Regions from separate parts of the Homo sapiens genome. Here region 1 is linked to region 2. Evidence: chromatin contacts called from ENCODE Hi-C or POLR2A ChIA-PET data. All regions are on one chromosome and are shown on one strand. The core of a region is the stretch at or near the end of the contact, and the rest is flanking DNA. Distances in the headings are between cores, read along the strand shown. Region 1 overlaps LOC105373030 (a long non-coding RNA gene). Region 2 overlaps TPTEP2-CSNK1E (TPTEP2-CSNK1E readthrough).

What was found. A loop is a pair of places that touch in the nucleus more often than their neighbours do. ChIA-PET counts read pairs that join two places held with the same protein, here RNA polymerase II (POLR2A). Pooled maps may share reads with other maps.
Region 1: a pooled map shows a loop between it and region 2 (2.8-fold over the local background). The contact joins two enhancer-like sites. A Hi-C loop is called at or near these places in 1 of 168 maps with a recorded cell type or tissue (CD4-positive, alpha-beta T cell) and 2 of 50 pooled maps. POLR2A ChIA-PET finds 5 or more read pairs at or near these places in 5 of 52 experiments (H1, HCT116, PC-9 and 2 more).

Annotation. Positions count from the first base shown.
Region 1 is chr22:38,410,094-38,415,385 of GRCh38, reverse strand. It overlaps LOC105373030 (a long non-coding RNA gene), which reads left to right. Exons shown (of 5, transcript XR_938254.4): 5 at 4,988-5,030. Among named protein-coding and RNA genes, the nearest start is that of TPTEP2-CSNK1E, 14 kb to the right of the region's middle. RefSeq lists a silencer at 2,330-2,529. Within about 2 kb of position 2,170, at least 3 of the 41 ENCODE cell types and tissues checked have a DNase peak (open chromatin) inside an H3K27ac peak, as active enhancers do.
Region 2 is chr22:38,351,443-38,356,809 of GRCh38, reverse strand. The region is part of intron 4 of TPTEP2-CSNK1E (TPTEP2-CSNK1E readthrough); the gene reads left to right. It also overlaps the pseudogene TPTEP2. Among named protein-coding and RNA genes, the nearest start is that of CSNK1E, 37 kb to the right of the region's middle. RefSeq lists a silencer at 3,369-3,608. Within about 2 kb of position 3,489, at least 3 of the 41 ENCODE cell types and tissues checked have a DNase peak (open chromatin) inside an H3K27ac peak, as active enhancers do.

The sequences.
Region 1 (5,292 bases), core at 921-3,420, 60 kb before region 2:
GGACCAGTCTGTCCTTCCACAGCCCCATTCCAGGGAAAGCAGAAGTTCTCCCAGGGGCAGGAGGGAGACAGGGCTGCTGAATTAGAACTTGAGCCATAAAATATATTCGTCCAACCCCACAGAACCTTCCCCCCGAGCTACCTATGCCTTCCCGCTCCAGAGGCCTCGCACCTGCAGTGCCCCCAGCCCAGAGCGCCCTTTGTTGTCTCCAGCTGGGACTGGATTGCAGATTGCCTGCGTCCAGTCATGCTCTTACCCCCTCTAGGGACACTAAGGAAGGACGTCCAAGCAGAGGGACAGCATATACAAAGTCCCCTTATAAAAGAGGGGGCTGGGCCGGGCATGGTGGCTTACACCTGTAATCCCATAGCACTTTGGGAGGCTAAGGCAAGCGGATCACCTAAGGTCAGGTGTTTGAGACCAGCCTGGCCTCAAACACTGTCTCTACTAAAAATACAAAACTTAGCTGGGCGTGGTGGCGGGCACCTGTAATCCCAGCTACTCAGAAGGCTGAGGCACAAGAATCACTTGAATCCAAGAGGCAGAGGTTGCAGTGAGCTGAGATTACTCCATTGCACTCCAGCCTGGGCGACAGAATGAGACACCATCTCAAAATAAATAAATTAAATTAAAAAGGGGGCTGCCATCATCGGGCAGGGTGTTTCTGGCTTCCAGAGGAGCTAGGGGGCTTTCAGCCCTTTGCCACATTTTACAGATAAAAAACAAAGGCAGGCCGGGCATGGTGGTTCAGGTTTGTAATCCCAGCACTTTGGGAGGCAGATCACAAGGTCAGGAGATCGAGACCATCCTGTCTAACATGGTGAAACGTTGTCTCTACTAAAAATACAAAAAATTAGCCGGGCGTGGTGGCGGGTGCCTATAGTCCCAGCTACTCGGGAGGTTGAGGCAGGAGAATGGTGTGAACCTGGGAGGCAGAGCCTGCAGTGAGCTGAGATCGCGCCACTGCACTCCAGCCTGGGAGACAGAGCGAGACTCCATCTCAAAAAATAAAAAAGAGAGTGGAGCCAAGCCTTTCTTTCTGGAGGAGGCAAGGGGTTGCGAGGGACCCTCCAATGATCAGACTCTAGATTTGGTGAGTCAATGTGGGGACGGGGTGCAGATGGACGGGAGGGTGGGAGGCAGACTGTGGGCACAGAACTGGGGTTGCGGGCAGGTGGAAAGCTGGAGGTGCTTTGGCTGCATTCCAGAGCACAAGACCATAGTCAGCAGCTCCTCCATTAAAGGGGAAGCCAAGTGGGGCGCAGTGGTGCACACCTGTAGTCCCAGCTACTCAGGAGGCTGAGGTGGAAGGATGGCTTGAGCCAGGAGTTCGAGTCTGATTGCCCCGTGAATAGCCACTGCCCACCAACCTGGACAACATAGTGAGACCCTGTCTCTCTAGAAAAATACAAAATAGAAGGTGAAGACAAGACTCAAGCAAATCTCCCAAGGCCTCCGGGCTCCAGGCTCCCAGCCCCTAGGCCTCCAGGCAGGTTTCCCAACTGCTCTAGGTGCCAGAGTCCCAACATCCAGCCACACTGGCCAGGCTTGAGTCCCATGCCTGTCTTGAAACCACTATTACGGCCAGAGGACCACTCTCACTGGCTAGGCCTGAGCTGTGGGCATGGAGAGGCTTCTGATCTTAATGGGGAGACTGGGGGTCCTGGCTGTGGGCCCTGGCAGCCTTTGGGGAGGGGAGGGAAGGCCAGAGGGTCTGAGAGCCCAGGAGGGGAGGGAGGAAAAAGCCATGGGTGGGGGTGTGTGCAGGAGAAGGTTCATCCGAACCCGTCTAAGCCAAGGTCTGGTCACAAGGCAGCACAGAACCCTGGAATCAGGGTCCCGCTCTGCTGGGCCAGGTAAGGCCACACCAGACCTTGGAGGCCCAGCTACCCCATCTGTCAGATGGGGGCAACAGTCATACCAACCTCACCGGCTGTTAAGAGAGTATAAAGAAGAGTAGGCATTTAGCTCAGCATCGGCAGCTGTTATTTTTATCCTCATCTCTCAAAGTTCGCCTCTCAATCCCAGGCACGCACTGACTCTGGCTCGGCACCAGACAGTTGGCAACGCCCCTTTGCAGCCGGCATCTGCAGGGAGGCACAGGTGTCCCCGTCTACAGGTGGGAGACCAGGCCGAGCAGCCCGAGGTCCCTCAGAGGTCAGAATCAGGACCTCACCCAGAGCCCCCGACTCCAAACCCGGATCCTCCCATGGCCGCAGTGTTGGCCGACTTGAATTAGGGGGGGTTGGTTGGGGGGATGGGCTTCTTCGCCTGTTTTCCCTCCTGTCACAGAAGGACCAGAGTGACCTCATTCTCCCCTCCCCCGGGAAGTGCACCCCAGACAGGGGCTGTTACTAATTATTCTCACTCCTCCGCGGGCCCCTGCGGGCCCCGGGGTCCCTGCTCCACAGCGCCGCCCGGTGGCCGCCTCCGGAGCTGCCGGCTGCTGCAGGCGGACTGGCGTGGCCCCAGCGGAGCCCCCGCACCCGGAGCCCGTCTGGTTCCCCCGGCTTCAGTTCTTGCCCCCACACCCGCCCGCAGGCTTCACTCCTTCCTGCCGCGAGCACCCGGGGGCGCCTGACTCCCCGCACGCGTGTCCCCACGCGCACCACTGCTGCTGCCAGCAGGAGTCACCACGCCCATTTCTCAGGTGTACAGGTCAAGGCTCTGGAGGCGAAGGGACTCCCAAGGTCACGTGGCCAGGACGGGGCGGAAGGACCTTGGGGCAGACAGCCAGGAGTGGGAGGCAGAATTGGAGTCCGGGTATGACTTTGTTCCCTCATTTTGTTTGGAGCACCGGAGTCTGCAAAGTGAGTTTCACAGACACGATCCAGCCCTGCGCTGCTCCCAGCGTGGCCCCCGGGCTACCCGGATCAGCCTCCGGGCTGCGCTGTCCAACACAGTAGCCCCGAGTCACACTGCGCACTTGAAATGTGGCTGGTGTAACTGAGGTGTGCTGTGAATGTAAGATACACACCGGATTTCAAAGACTTTGTAGTAAGAAAGATTGCAGGCCGGGCGTGGTGGCTCACGCCTGTAATCTCAGCACTTTGGGAGGCTGAGGTGGGCGGATCACCTGAGGTCAGGAGTTCGAGACCAGCCTGACCAACATAGTGAAACCCCGTCTCTACTAAAATACAAAAATTAGCCGGGCGCAGTGGCGGGCGCCTGTAATCTCAGCTACTTGGGAGCCTGAGGCAGGAGAATCGCTTGAACCCGGGAGGCGGAGGTTGCAGTGACCCAAGATCGCGCCATTGCACTCCAGCCTGGCAACAGAGCGAGACTGCCTCAAAAAAAAAAAAAAAAAAAGAGAAAGAAAGAAAGATTGCAAACTATCTTTAAATTATCGTTTTTTGTTTTTTGTTTTTTGTTTTAGATGAAGTCTCTCTGTAGCCCAGGCTGGAGTGCAGTGGCGCGATCTCTGCTCACTGCAACCTCGGCCTCCCAGGTTCAAGCCATTCTCCTCCCTCAGCCTCCTGAGTAGCTGGGATTACAGGCACCCACCACCACGCCTGGCTAATTTTTTGTATTTTTAGTAGAGACGAGTTTCACCATGTTGGCCAGGCTAGTCTCCAACTCCTGGCCTCAAGCGATCCTCCTGCCTTGACCTCCCGAAGTGCTGGGATTACAGGCATGAGCCTCCGTGTCTAGCCTTCTTTTTACTTTTTTTTTTTTTTTTTTTTTGAGACGGAGTTTCTCTCTTATTGCCCAGGCTGGAGTGCAATAGCGCTCACTGCAACTTCTGCCTCCCGGGTTCAAGTGATTCTCCTGCTTCAGCCTCCCGAGTAGCTGGGATTACAGGCATGCACCACCACGTCCAGCTAATTTTTGTATTTTTAGTAGAGACAGGGTTTCTCCATGTTGGTCAGGCTGGTCTCGAACTCCCGACCTCAGGTGATCTGCCTGCCTCAGCCTCCCAAAGTGCTGGGATTACAGGCGTGAGCCGAGCCACCATGCCCGGCCTTCTTTTTACTTTTTAATGTAATTGCTGGAAAATTTAAATTGATGTGATGTGGATCATTTTGTGGCTTACATATTGTAGGACAGGGCTAGACTCAATTGGCAAAAGGTGCCCACTCCTGGTCCCCACCTCACACCCCTGACATCCTGTGTGAGATGGGTCCTGGGACCTGCATTTTAATAAGCTCTCTTCAGGATTCTGCAAACTACCAAATCTCAGATTGAAGCTCCAGGAATATGTCGGGCCTGTTCACCGTTATATTTCTCAGGATCTGGCATGGGGCCCAGCACATAGTGGGGTGCTCATTAAATATTTGTCAAGTAAATTGCCTCATCTATACTCATAGTAGGTAAGTAGGGGAGAGAAGACTTTTTTTTTTTTTTTTGAGACTGGGTCTCACTCTGTCACCCAGACCAGAGTGCAGTTGTCCAATCACGGCTCACTGCAGCCTCAACCTCCCTGGGCTCAGATGATCCTCCCACCTCAGCCTCCAGAGTAGCTGGGACTGCAGGCACACACCACCACACACAGTTAATTTTTGTATTTTTTTGTAGAGACAGAGTCTTGCTATGTTGCCCAGGCTGGTCTCAAACTCCCAAGGCTCAAGCAATCCACCTGTCTCGGCCTCCCAAAGTGCTGGGATTACAGACTTGAGCCACCGTGCTTGGCCGAGAAGACATTTTAAAAAATAATAACTGGTCCCTCTCCCTCCCCCTCCCCTTCTCCCCGGTCTCCCTCTGATGCCACCAAAGTTGTGAAAGCCGAGGCTGGACTGTACTGCCGCCATCTCGGCTCACTGCAACCTCCCTGCCTGATTCTCCTGCCTCAGCCTGCAGAGTGCCTGGGATTGCAGGCACGCGCTGCCACACCTGACTGGTTTTTGCATTTTTTGGTGGAGACGGGGTTTCACCGCGTTGGCCGGGCTGGTCTCCAGCTCCTGACCGCGAGTGATCTGCCTGCCTCGGCCTCCCGAGGTGCCGGGATTGCAGACGGAGTCTCGCTCACTCAGTGCTCAATGTTGCCCAGGCTGGAGTGCAGTGGCGTGATCTCGGCTCGCTACAACCTCCACCTCCCAGCCGCCTGCCTTGGCCTCCCAAAGTGCCGAGATTGCAGCCTCTGCCCGGCCGCCACCCCGTCTGGGAAGTGAGGAGCGTCTCTGCCTGGCCGCCCATTGTGTGGGATGTGAGGAGCTCCTCTGCCCCGCTGCCCCGTCTGGGATGTGAGGAGCGCCTCTGCCCGGCCGCGACCCCGTCTGGGAACTGAGGAGTGTCTCTGCCCGACTGCCACCCCATCTGGGAGGTGAGGAGCGTCTCTGCCCGGCAGCCGCCCCG
Region 2 (5,367 bases), core at 2,240-4,739:
TTGGATAATGCCTTCACTCTATGCAACTATATCTGACTACAGGCTGAGCACCCTTAATCCAAAAATTCTGAAATGCTCCAAAATGTGAAATTTTTTGAGTGCCAACATGATGCCAAAAGTGGAAAATTCCACACCCGACCTTCTGTGACAGGTTTGCAGTGAAAATGCAGGTATACAACATGAAGATGAGGTCAGGGAGTCATCTAAGACAAAAACCATTGTTAATAAGGCAGATGACTCCATAGGGAACTTTTTTTTTTTTTTTTTTTTTTTGAGACAGAGTGCAGCTCAGTCGCCCAGGCTGGAGTGCAGTGGTATGATCTCAGCTCACTGCAACCTCTGAGTCCCAGGTTCAAGCGATTCTCCTGCCTCAGCCTCCCGAGTAGCTGGGACTACAGGCATGCATCACCACGCCCGGCTAATTTTTGTATTTTTAGTAGAGACGGGGTTTCACCATGTTGGTCAGGATGTTCTCAATCTCTTAACCTAGTGATCCGCCCGCCTCTGCCTCCCAAAGTGCTGGGATGACAGGTGTGAGCCACCGCGCCAGGCCCATAGGAAACATTTTTAAAAGCCGGCCGGCAGAATGTCTCCTTAGCCTTAACGGACCCGCTTCCTGGTCCCTCAGCTGCTTCTGATGTTTCTTCTTGCCTAAGAAAAAATAAAATGTGGTGTACAGTAAACTTTTAATGAAAACACAGCATCCCAGGAGACTGAACGCCTGCCGCTGTGTGTTTCCACTGTTCAACAGCTGACACAGGGATTCTGATGCCGCTGCTGTGCTGCTTAGTTTCTCTGAACACTTTTTTTTTTTAACTGTACTAATGGTATGTCATTTTTTCTATTGTTAAGCACTCATGTGTGAATAAGTGTAAGAAAATGATGGCTTATCAGGAGCATATAAATTCAGAGTCAGGAGCTAGGCACGGTGGTTCACGCCTATAATCCCAGCACTTTGGGAGGCCGAGGTGGGTGGATCACCTGAGGTCAGCAGTTCAAGACCAGCCTGGCCAACATGGTGAAACCCCGTCTCTACTAAAAATACAAAAGTCAGCTGGGCATAGTGGCAGGCGCCTGTAATCCCAGCTACTTGGGAGGCTGAGACAGGAGAATCGCTTAAACTTGGGAGGCAGTGGTTACAGTGAGCCGAGTTCGCACCATTGCCCTCCAGCCTGGGTGACAAGAGAGGACGACGTGTTAGATCACTTTCAAATCCACACCAAGTGGAGACTCTGCTGGATGGGCGGAGCGCAGGCTGGCTCCAGGCCTTCCTGTTCCTGGCTCCGCCACCACCGGGCACGCTCAATTTCTTCCCCTCACATTCACCCAGAATGGGTCTATGTCCAGCCTGGTGGGGACCCTGCCTGGGCTGGGGGCTTGTCTCCCCACCAAAGAGGAGATATAGCAGGTACAGGCACCAGCACATGGCGGGGCTCAGAATATCCCCGCTGGATTGAATATGTGACTTCAGTCCATAGAATGAGAGGCTCCTGGCCGGGCGCAGTGGCTCATGCCTGTAATCCCAGCACTTTCGGAGGCTGACGTGGGCAGATCACGAGATCAAGAGATCAAGACCATCCTGGCCAACATGGTGAAACCCTGTCTCTACTAAAAATACAAAAATACAAAAATTAGCTGGGTGTGGTGACACGCGCCTGTAGTCCCAGCTACTCGGGAGGCTGAGGCAGGAGAATCACTTGAACCCAGGAGGCGGAGGTTGCACTGAGCCAAGATGGCGCCACTGCACTCCAGCCTGGGAGACAGAGGGAGACTCTGTCTCAAAAAAAAAAAAAAAAGAATGAGAGGCTCCTGGCCCAGCCTCACCTGCTGATTAGCGGGATGTAGAGGCTTTCTAGTGCTGGCTTCAGATCTTGTCACTCCACTGTCACCTTTGTTGTCTCCAGTGCCCACCTCTAAACTATTGTATTAAAATTATAGAATAACATGTTTTTAAATCAGCTTGCTTTTTTTTTACTTGAACAATTTTATTATTTTATTTTTGAAACTGAGTCTCACTCTGTCACCCAGGTTGGAGTGCAACGGCGCGATCTCAGCTCACTGCAACCTCTGCCTCCCAGGTTCAAGCGATTCTCATGCCTCAGCCTCCTAAATAGCTAGGATTACATGTGTGTGCCACCACGCCCAGCTCATTTTTGTATTTTTAGTACAGATGGGGTTTCACTATGTTGACCAGGCTGGTCTCGAAATCCTGACCTCAAGTGATCCGCCCGCCTTGGCCTCCCAAAGTGCTGGGATTACAGGCGCGAGCCACTGTGCCTGGAACAATTTTATTTTAAAAGGAAACTTCCTATCCCTACATAAGTGGAAACCAGTATCAACTTGCCACATATGGAAGGTAAAAGTGAAAAGAAATAGAATGAAGTCAAACAAGGAGTTTCTATTCTAGCCAGGTACTCCTGCTGGTCAGTGCTGGGCCCAAGGCCCAGGACCTGCCTCTCTGACTTTTGTTTTGGTTTCATTTGTTTTTTTTAGGGGGACAGGGTCTCACTCTTGCCCAGGCTGGAGTGCAGTGGTGCGATCTTGGCTCACTGCAACCTCAAACCCCCGAGCTCAAGCAGTCCTCCCAATTCAGCCTCCCAAGTAGCTGGGACCACAGGCACACACCATCATGCCGGGCTAATTTTTGTATTTTTTGTAAAGAGGTTTTCACCATGTTGCCCAGGCTGGTCTGTAATTCCTGGGCTCTAGTGATCTGTCACCTCGGCCTCCTGAAGTGCTGGGATTACAGGACCACAGCCAACCTCTGCCTCTCCATTGACGAGGTTGATAAGGTGGTGTAGACGGCTAGCACTCGATGGAGACCTCCTGACCCCATCAAAGGGAAGGGGAAAACACAGGAAGCTCTCCCACTGTGTGGTCAGGGCTAGTACCAGCTCTGTCCCTGGGCCTTGACAGGGCCTGGAGACACCTTTGGGAGGAGCAGTTCCAGCCCAAACTCCTGCAAGGGAGGGATGGAGAGGGGAGAGGCTGAACACAACCCACCTGGAACCCGGGGCTGGGCCCGATGCTTTGAATACCAACTTAATCTTCACAACAGCCTGTGAAGGGTGTGTGTATGCACGCGCGCGTGTGTGTGTGTACACCAATTTCTTGCTGAGAAAAAGGAGGCTCAGAGAGGTTAAGGCATTCGCTGGAGTCCACAGCAACCAAGCCGCTGGAACCCCTCCGCCGGGTTCCGAGGCCCTCGCTGTTCTCAGGCCAGCGCAGAATTGGTCCCAGGGCTGGACTCCTCCAGGTGGGGCGCCCGGAGCACTCCCGACCACCTGCTCCAAGGACACTGCCTCCTGGAAGCGTCCCTGGTTTCCCTTCGGAGGTGAACTCGTTCAGGGCACTTCTCGGAGTCGCAGTCTCAGGTGGCCAGGGCAGGCCTTCTCCCTATGGGTGCTCCCCACGTCCGCCCTGGGCTTGGCAATGAGAAGCAGCCCCGCCCCGCGTGACCAGGACCCGCCTGCAGCGCCCGCGGCGGCCACACGGGGGCAGCAGGCGAGCGCCGCCCGAATTCCCGGGTCCCAGCCTGGGCTGGACCGGAGGGCACTGGCGGGTTGCCTCGCCCCAAGAGCCTCAGTTTCTCTGTCTATATAATGGACTAGGCTGTCTGCCAGGGCCTTTTTGGTCCTAGCAATCTGACCCCAAGCGAGCTTTATTAACAAATAGAAAAAAGAAGACATAAAAACAAACAGCCGGGCGCGGTGGCTCATTCCTGTAATCCCAGCACTTTGGGAGGCCGAGGCGGGCGGATCACCTGAGATCGGGAGTTCGAGACCAGCCTGACCAACATGGAGAAACCCCGTTTCTACTAAAAATACAAAATTAGCCAGGCGTGGTGGCACATGCCTGCAATCCCAGCTACTCGAGAGGCTGAGGCAGGAGAATGTTTGAACCTGGGAGATGGAGGTTGCAGTGAGCCGAGATTGTGCCATTGCACTCCAGCCTGGGCAACAAGAGCAAACTGTGTCTCAAAATAAAATAAAATAATAAAAATAAATAAATAAATAAAACAAATGCAAAGGGGTGTTTGCTGAGTGTCCCTGATGGGTCCCACAGAAAAGTCCAGGCCCAGGTGGAGACCAAGAGCCAGGAGAGCACCACGAGTCCCCTGAGGTCACACCTGACTCCCAGCCCAACTCTGGGCCAGTGGAAACCCTCATGTCCAGATGGGGAAACTGAGGCCCAAATGGTATGGGGACTTGCCCAAGCCCTCAAATGGAGGACAGGGCAGAGCTGAGCCTGGGACTCTCACCCAAGTGGTCTCCGGGGGCCTCCCTCTAAGTCTAAGGACTTAGCAACCCCTTCGCTCACGTTTTTTGGATTTTTTTTTAAGGCAGAGTCTCTCTGTTGCCCAGGCTGGAGTGCAGTGGCACGATCTTGGCTCACTGCAACCTCTGCCTCCCGGGTTCAAATGATTCTCCTGCCTCAGCCTCCCGAGTGGCTGGGACTACAGGTGCCCACCACCATGCCCGGCTAATTTTTGTATTTTGAGTAGAGATGGGGTTTCGCCATGTTGGCCAGGCTGGTCTCGAACTCCTGACCTCATGATCTGCCTGCCTCAGCCTCCCAAAGTGCTGGGATTACAGGTGTGAGCCACCGCGCCCAGCCTGTTTTTTGGATGTCTAATGGAACCAGAACTGGCGGTCCCTTCTGTTTATGGACCCGTGCACACAGCAGGAAGGAGAGGCTCCAGAGGCCCTGGACTCGGGGGACAACCCTCGCTTCATCACCTCCTGAGGGTCCACCGCAGCCAGCCCTGGGCCTTCTGCCCCTTTCACTCCAAGATCTCTGGGCTGACCTTCATCAGCCCCTTCCACCCGCCTCAGGAGGTAGGGACAAGGCTGGGGGTGGCCTTTGCAGACCCTGAGAATGAATATTGTCCTGCATACACAGCCCAGTGGCCACGAGAGGCCGACGAAGATACTGAAGGTCACAGAGGGCCAGAGGCGGGGCCAGGGCTTGAGCCACCCTCTCTCCAGGCCCGTCTATACCATTGGGCTGCCCCCTTCAGACCTCCGGGCAGGAAAAGAAGGTAGAGGGGATATTCACTGAGCCCCCGCCTCGAGCCTGGGCCCGACCTGGGGTGTTTGCCTTACTGGCCGCTCCAGCCAGTGTGAGAGGCTGCACTATCATGCACCCCACTGACAGGTGAGGAAGGCGCTGTGACCACCAGAGGAGTGAGCAGACTGGAATTTGAGCCCAGGTCTGCTCAGCTCCTACACCCGGCACTGAGCTTCCGGTCTGACCTGGCTCTTGGGCAGGGGCCCTGCAGGCCGCCTCCCTATGTGGCCCCAGAGTCCAGAGAGCAGCAAGGAGAGTAGGTTTCTACGGTGACCTGGGCAAATGAAGACACTAACC